Regions from separate parts of the Homo sapiens genome. Here region 2 is linked to region 1. The links are chromatin contacts, found by POLR2A ChIA-PET in ENCODE. All regions are on one chromosome and are shown on one strand. Each heading gives the region's core, a stretch centred on a gene start or an enhancer-like site at or near the end of the contact. The rest is flanking DNA. Distances are from core to core; before and after follow the strand shown.

The links. ChIA-PET counts read pairs that join two places held with the same protein, here RNA polymerase II (POLR2A).
Region 2: POLR2A ChIA-PET joins it to region 1 with 10 read pairs in AG04450. The contact joins two enhancer-like sites. POLR2A ChIA-PET finds 5 or more read pairs at or near these places in 2 of 52 experiments (AG04450 and activated CD8-positive, alpha-beta memory T cell).

Annotation. Positions count from the first base shown.
Region 1 is chr3:187,856,774-187,860,360 of GRCh38, reverse strand. All of the region lies in intron 2 of LOC105374264 (a long non-coding RNA gene), which reads left to right. Among named protein-coding and RNA genes, the nearest start is that of BCL6, 110 kb to the right of the region's middle. Within about 2 kb of position 2,085, at least 4 of the 41 ENCODE cell types and tissues checked have a DNase peak (open chromatin) inside an H3K27ac peak, as active enhancers do.
Region 2 is chr3:188,437,279-188,440,988 of GRCh38, reverse strand. All of the region lies in intron 4 of LPP (LIM domain containing preferred translocation partner in lipoma), which reads right to left. Among named protein-coding and RNA genes, the nearest start is that of LPP-AS1, 130 kb to the left of the region's middle. Within about 2 kb of position 1,733, at least 9 of the 41 ENCODE cell types and tissues checked have a DNase peak (open chromatin) inside an H3K27ac peak, as active enhancers do.

The DNA of each region.
Region 1 (3,587 bases), core at 836-3,335:
CATTTGACTTCCTCTCTTCCCATTTGAATACCCTTTATTTCTTTCTCTTGCCTGGTTGCCCTGGACAGAACTTCCAATACTATGCTGAATAGGAGTGGTGAGGGAGGGCATCCTTGTCTTCTGCCGGTTTTCAAAGGGAATGCTTCCAGCTTTTGCCATTCAGTATGATATTGGCTGTGGCTGTGTCATAAATAGCTCTTATTGCATTGAGATAAATTTTGACTTAGTGATCTCCTCATTCACTAAGTCATTTCTCAACAGAATCTTTTCTACTAGTTATCATCATTATCTTAACTATTATATTTGTCACACCTAAATTTATACTTGATTCCTTTTTTTTTTTTTTTTTGAAATGGAGTCTCACTCTGAGACCCAGGCTGGAGTGCAGTGGCACGATCTCGGCTCACTGCAACCTCTGCCTCCCAGGTTCAAGCAATTCCCTTGCCTCAGCCTCCCAAGTAGCTGGGATTACAGGTGCACACCAACATGCCCAGCTAATTTTTGTATTTTTAGTAGACACAGGGTTTCACCATGTGGGTCAGGCTGGTCTCGAACTCCTACCTCAGGTGATCCACCAGCCTCAGCCTCCCAAAGTGCTGGGATTACAGGCGTGAGCCACCACGCCCGGCCTATACTTGATTCTTTTTATGATTTCTTGTTTTCATTTCATATTGCTAATATTATACCTTATTTAAAAATATGCATACATAAATTTTTAATCTGTCCATTCTAATACCTCTGGTTTCTATGGAATCTATAATTCAAGTTGTTGGTTTTCCTTTTTCTTTCTTTTTTAAAAAAATTAGTGCTTCTCTTTAGATCCAGCTTCCATTTCTTTAGGGTATAGATTATTCTGTCCAGCAATGCCAATGACTGAAGGGTTGAAGGTCAAACTTCCGTCTGCACTGACCTGCCTTGATGAGTTTGAGATGGGGATAGAGCGAAGCATGCACCTAGAGTGGTGGGTTTCAGGCATCAGGAAACCAGAGTATATCACTCCTCATCCACCACACAGCTCCTCAGATGTATTCTTTACTTTAGAAAGAACTAGCATCCGGGAAAGGCGATGGTAATCCACCAGCCCTGGCGGTTTAGAGGGAGAGAGTTGGGCAGTGACCACCTGTGGCCCATCCATCATTGTCTATTTTTTTTCTCACTCCCACCCAGGCACAGGGCTTCCACACTACCCTAGTTTTACATCCCAGGAGCACTTGTTCAAGAGTTCTAAGCTCGTGCCGTGTCTGTCCCAAAACAGTGAGAGTGAGAGGGAGGAGAAATGAAGTCTAAGAAGCAACAGCTTTTATTTCATCCTTCTACAGCAGCCTGGATACCTTTTGCTTTAGGCTAAGACCTTTCCAGATACACATACTTGACAGTTAAAAAGAGTTTCTGTCTCCCCAGGGGTTCCTCATAGCTCTCTCTACCTCTCAGTGTTTTTCTCTATAGTTCCCTAGAGCTGCTAAGTCAGCTATTTCAGCATCTTCTTTGGAATTCCACTTGACTTTTCCTTCTTACAGGCTACATGCTGTCTTTCCCCATCTGCCTTCCTTTAAAACATAGGTATCCCTGGGATGGCAGCACGCTGAGTGCCGCTGTCAGCAGGTGCACTGGGTCAGCTCTCCTTATGAACTGGAAGAGGGATGAGTGCCTAGGGTAAATGGAAGGAGAACTGACCAGAAGTTAGGATGGGGCTTGTGTCTCATTCAGTCCCAGACTTGCTGGGTGGCTTTAGACAAGTCGCTTCACTTCCCTAAGCCTCAATATTCTCTTCTGAAAAGTCAAGTGAATAATAACACCCACCTCATTGGGCTGATGAAAGATTCAGATGAGAAATTGGATGTGAAAGGACTTTGAAACTGTAACATGAGGTGATTTTATTGATCATCTGGAGGCAGGGAAAGAAGCCTTGGGGTAGGTGAAAATTCACTTTGCCAACCTCAAAATTGCACTAAGTGTTGGCCCTGTTAAAAAAGCCTGATGCAACTGAACATTCCCTTAATATAGAGAATGACGAATCTGTATTTGTTGCCAGAGTTGTCACATTCTTCCAAGAGTGCAGACTTTTATGGGCCCCTGGAAGCTCCGCCGGGGTCTATTTCTGAGGATGGGAACATTGTGCTTCGTTGGCAGGCTTCTTAAACCAAGGCCTCTTGTGGTCATTGAAGAATCTGGGTCTGCCTTTTCAATGTTGGGGTCAAGGTATTAGATCCAGTCAGCCAATGTTCGCTGATTTGGATTCACAGCTTCTGCTAAACTTGGTGCATTTTGCTTCTTTGTTTGATGGGGGTCTTTTTCTAGTCTTGTTAGATGACTGAGAAGTGGGAAAATAGAATGGAGCTGGTCCAAATCAAAGACAAGTAGCAGAGGTGGAAATGAATAAGAATAATGTGTTCTCTGGGAATTTATACAAGGACAAGGCTAATGAGACTTTGTTTTCAATTACTTAAAATGTAGTTTGTCATTGAAAAGATGATGTAATGTCTTTAAAACAGAAAACAAGCCAGAATCCCACACCATATCCAACTATTTGTATTTTTGCACATTCTTATCTATTTCTTGTCTTTTCATCATGCATGCATAATGTATATTTCATTTTATGGCCTGAATTTTTTTCACTTAACATTACATAATAAGCATTTTCCTTTTAAAGTTTGCATTTTCATGACTAGCTAATATAATTTTTGATGCTGTTTTATAATTAATAATGCCATTCCCTTACTTGAGACCTTGGAGTTGTCTTTAACTTTTTGTTTATTTGCTTGCTTTTTTGCTATTGTAGTGTCATGAACATCTTTGTACATTTTGCTTTTTGCTGTTATTGAGTTATTACCTTTGCATAAATTCCAAAATTCCTAACAGTGACATGGCTGGGAAATTATGTCTAGGCATCTTTATGACTCTTGTATTCTATTTTCAAAAAACAAAAAAAAAACATCTTTCAAGCATTCACTGTTTGCTCAAAGATTTTTCTACTTTAATATGTAAGTGTTTCAAATTTGTTTTCTTTTGTACTTTACTGTTTAACAGCAAAGTTTAATGCTTTCCATGTGTTTTGGGTTTCTTTAAATCATATTATTAAAATTAAAAAATATTCTGCCATATGTTTTCAGAATTTTTTGAAAACACCCAAGAAAATATCCCAAAAAATATTTCCTAAGGAGTTCACATTTCCAAATTAATCAGCTATAAGTGCTTTGTGGCCACAAAGCAAACAGAAGTGTCAAGCTAATTTGTCTTTCATTTATCTCATTAAGTGACTCTCATGTGTAATTCAAGTCCTGTCAGCAGTGTTTTAAGGAATATTGAAAAAAGACAGGGACATTACCCCCCAAAAGTTTCCATTCCAGTAAAGTTATTATCATATGACTGACCAGCCTTCAAAAATTGCTCAGTGTTGTAAGAAAAGGACAGAATAAGAGCTATGGGATTCAGAGAATGGGGAGATTATTTCCAGCTTGAGTGACAGAATGTGAAGAGTCAGAGAAGGCTTATTGGAGGAAATTGTATCTGAGCTGAATGAATAGGATGTGAGGTAGGGCCTATCTTAGGGTAGCAGAGGGAAGTGAGCTGGTGAGAATCTTTTGCCC
Region 2 (3,710 bases), core at 484-2,983, 580 kb before region 1:
TCTGATGTATACAGGCGCACACACACACACACACACACATATTAAGGGAGAGAGAGTACACTGGATTTCTCATTATCATACAATTTTCTTTTTAATCCCAGCAATTTTGCAGTTGCTCTGTTGCCTTTCTTTATGCAAAGTTTTCTATGCCAGCAGAAGATGGGAGAAGGAGGTAAAGATATGTAAAGGTCATTCTGCCTGACTCCTCCATTCACAGTCAGAATAAACAAAGGACTGGAATCAAACCCCAAAGGTCAAACTGCACCACTGTGTGATGATACTAATTAAGATAACCTATGGTAAAATTGGTACCAGCAGTAAGTTTCAGGAAAAATCTTGTGACTTTAATGTGACCATGAATTGACATCTAAGGGAAAGAGTAGCATAATTTTTACTTAATGTTTTGTCAGCAAGCATGCAAGAATGTCAGATGTAAATAACCGAAGCAGCATATTTACATCTGGTTTCCTATATTTAAAAAGCTGATGTGAAATCCTAGACTGCATGTCTCTTCTCTATCAATCATGAAGGACTACAAAAAAATCCTAGAAGGAAATGCTACTGCTTTGTAAGATCATTTATTAATGATAACATTCAGTAAGTGCTTACTAAGTGCTAGTCACTACTAAAAAAAAACTTTAAATATAATACTTAACCTTGACAACAACCTAGGAAGTAGAAATGGTTATTATTCTCTTTTTTACGAAAGAGGACACTGAAAATCAGCAAAGTTCACTAACTTTTCTAAGATCACACACAGTTAGCATTTACCAAACATACTAAACAGCTGTCATTCATCTGGCACTGTGCTAGGAGACCAGGAAGGTTGGGGAAGGTGAAAGGTAGAAAGGAAGACATTTCTGATCCAGAGATGTGTCACACACTGGTTTTAACCAAAGAACTTGCAGAGAAGCTAGGACATGAACAAAAATTTTGATAATCCAAGGTACAAAAATTTAAGTACCACGAGAATGCACAGTTAAGTTCCATCTCCATGTTTATGTGTATGAGTGAGGGTGGGGGCATAGATGAGATAAATTCCAGACAAAACAAATTACAGAATTAAGTGGAATAATCCTATCCTGCACAACTTTAGACATGTCGGTTACAGATTGATTCCTTTAGGACAGGCCCACAGCCTATGTATTCTCTGAACTTGTTTTCCCTGTGGTTAACTTGGTAATATAGTGAACAATAACTAGGATAGAAGGTTCCCAAGGGCAGCTACCATGTCTGTACTGCATCCTCAGTGCCTATGATGGTATCTACTACACAGCAGTGCTAAGACATACGGAGTTATATGTTGAACAAGTTAAAATATTCATTACTTAATTAAACATTGAGCAAAATAATGAATACAGAAACATAAAGCCAGGTATAAAAGAAGTATAGACTCCACTGGACTTCATGAACTGTCCCCAGGTTTAACTTTGCAAATCTGAGTGCCAAGGGACTTTTGTTAGACAGCAAGTGGGATTTCTCTTGAGTGAGACTACACTAGTTACCTAACTGGTCAATTATCTCGAGACTACCAAGGAGCAAAACATGAAGGTTTGTTTTACTCTCTGCCAAGGCAGGAAGCACACAGCGAAATACAAAAGCTGTATTTTCTAGAACTCTCTTGAGAGCTGTAAAGTAACTCATTTGCAGAAGTCGCTGATTTTGTACATGGGGACTGGTTGGTGAGATTGAGGAAGCGAATGATGGTTGACTTCCTGGAGTGAGTCACGGCTGTAACCCCCTTTAACATTATTAATAGAACAGAGGGAAAATTTCCAGGAAACACCAATTACCACAACAACCAAAATAGAAAAGGTGGCTGGTGACTTAATCACCAAACTTTAGGGGAGACTACTCCCCTTTCTTTATCAGAAAATGACAATAATAAATCAAACTAATACATTTTGAAACTAGTGTACCTGCATGTTTTAACAATTTGCAGAGTTCTTTAATCCTATACTAAGATTTTGCTCTAGCAGAATGACCATACATACTCTGCACTAACTACAGTTGAGCCAAAGTTTTGAAAACATGATTAGACCTCCAAGAAATAGACATATGCATTCAATGATTCATTTAGCCATTATTCCTTGTTTTAAACTTTAAATCAATAGGTATTTAATGGGAACCTGCTATGTACCAGAATCTTATTCTCTAAGAAACAAAGAATTAAATAAATGAGGTAACAACTATAATAAGTGTCCTATCCTCTGCTCACCATCGTAATTCTCTTCACGTGGTTTTTACGTTATAGTGACATTAAGGCTAAGAGATTAGTTCTGTTCTATAGCCTCAGGAAGTGTAAAAAACCTTAGGTCTGCCTAATAAGTTCAAAAACCTATGAGATTCTAGTCCTGTTCTGCAGGTATGCCATGCCTGCCTCCATAGTTTAATCACCTCATAAATGGGAAGAACAGTGTAGTTACTACACGTGTAAGTAAGCTCTGGGGCCAGGTTGCCTGGGTAGTACTACTTAATATGGGACTCAAAGCAAGTTATTTCACTGGTTGGGGCCTCAGTTTCCTCATCCAGAAAATGGATATTAATAATAGCACTACCTCATAATATTATGAGGATTAAATGAGACTGTGTGTGTGTGTGTGTGTGTGTGTGTGTGTGTGTGTGTGTGTGTGTAATGCATGGAATAGTGTCTGGAACACAACACCTTAAAATGTTTTACTAGTATTCTCATTATAATTACCACAGCTACTCTAAGATTGGGCTTTTTCATTAGTCACAGGAATATAATCAGTTCCTCAGTTACACAGCTATGACTGGTCATACATTCTAACCAACCTGTCTGTTTGGTCAGTTATGATCCATCACCATGCTTAGCCATCCTGACTGCAATGAAACGACATGATCCAGTCCAAAAGGATATTATATCCAGGCAGTCTAGTTGGGCCACAACTGATTTATCTCCATTGCCTATTTAAATTCAGTGAGTGTGGCCAAGAAAAATAGCCTGTCCATCCTGTCCCTACCCACCTTATACAAATAAATATCTTCCAACTTAACCAGTTACAAATGTCCTTTTGGCCCCCAAGTGCTTCGGCAAAGCTATCACACTTACTGCAGAATGGAATTTAATTAAAGGGATACATAGTAAATACCAATTCATAGAAGCTAGTAATAGCATGCTCCCAATTTCTTCAACATGTCTAGCTTCTCAAAAAGCTATACCCATGAAGACCTTCATTATGTTCTCTAACATAAAAACACTTAAAGCAGTGAAATAACACAAACGACCAGTAATATGGCAATAGTTCAATAAATTCTGGGATGCTTACTTCAAGAACTATAATGCCATTGCTAAATATGATGGTGGGGAATTCTTATTCTGTAGTATTAAGTGAAAAAAATGCAAAATTATGTCTATCTTTAGTTACATATTATGAAAACTATAAACATATATTGGCAAAGACTAAAAGAGTACAGAGAAAATGGAGTTGATGTGTTAGAGAGACAGAATTGTAGGTTTGTTTTTTAAACAAATTTGCTTTCTTGTTATAAAGTCATTTGTGTACATATTTAAGTGTGTGGAATATCTTTAAACTTACCTGAAGTCCACAAAGAACAAAAATATCCAAGAAGGATTTATGTGATTGAAACATATTAGCAAACATCAAGTGCATATCAAATTATCCTAATAGCAGGAACTTTTCCTGTTGAAGGATACACAAGGCATTACTTAGCATATCATTCAAATG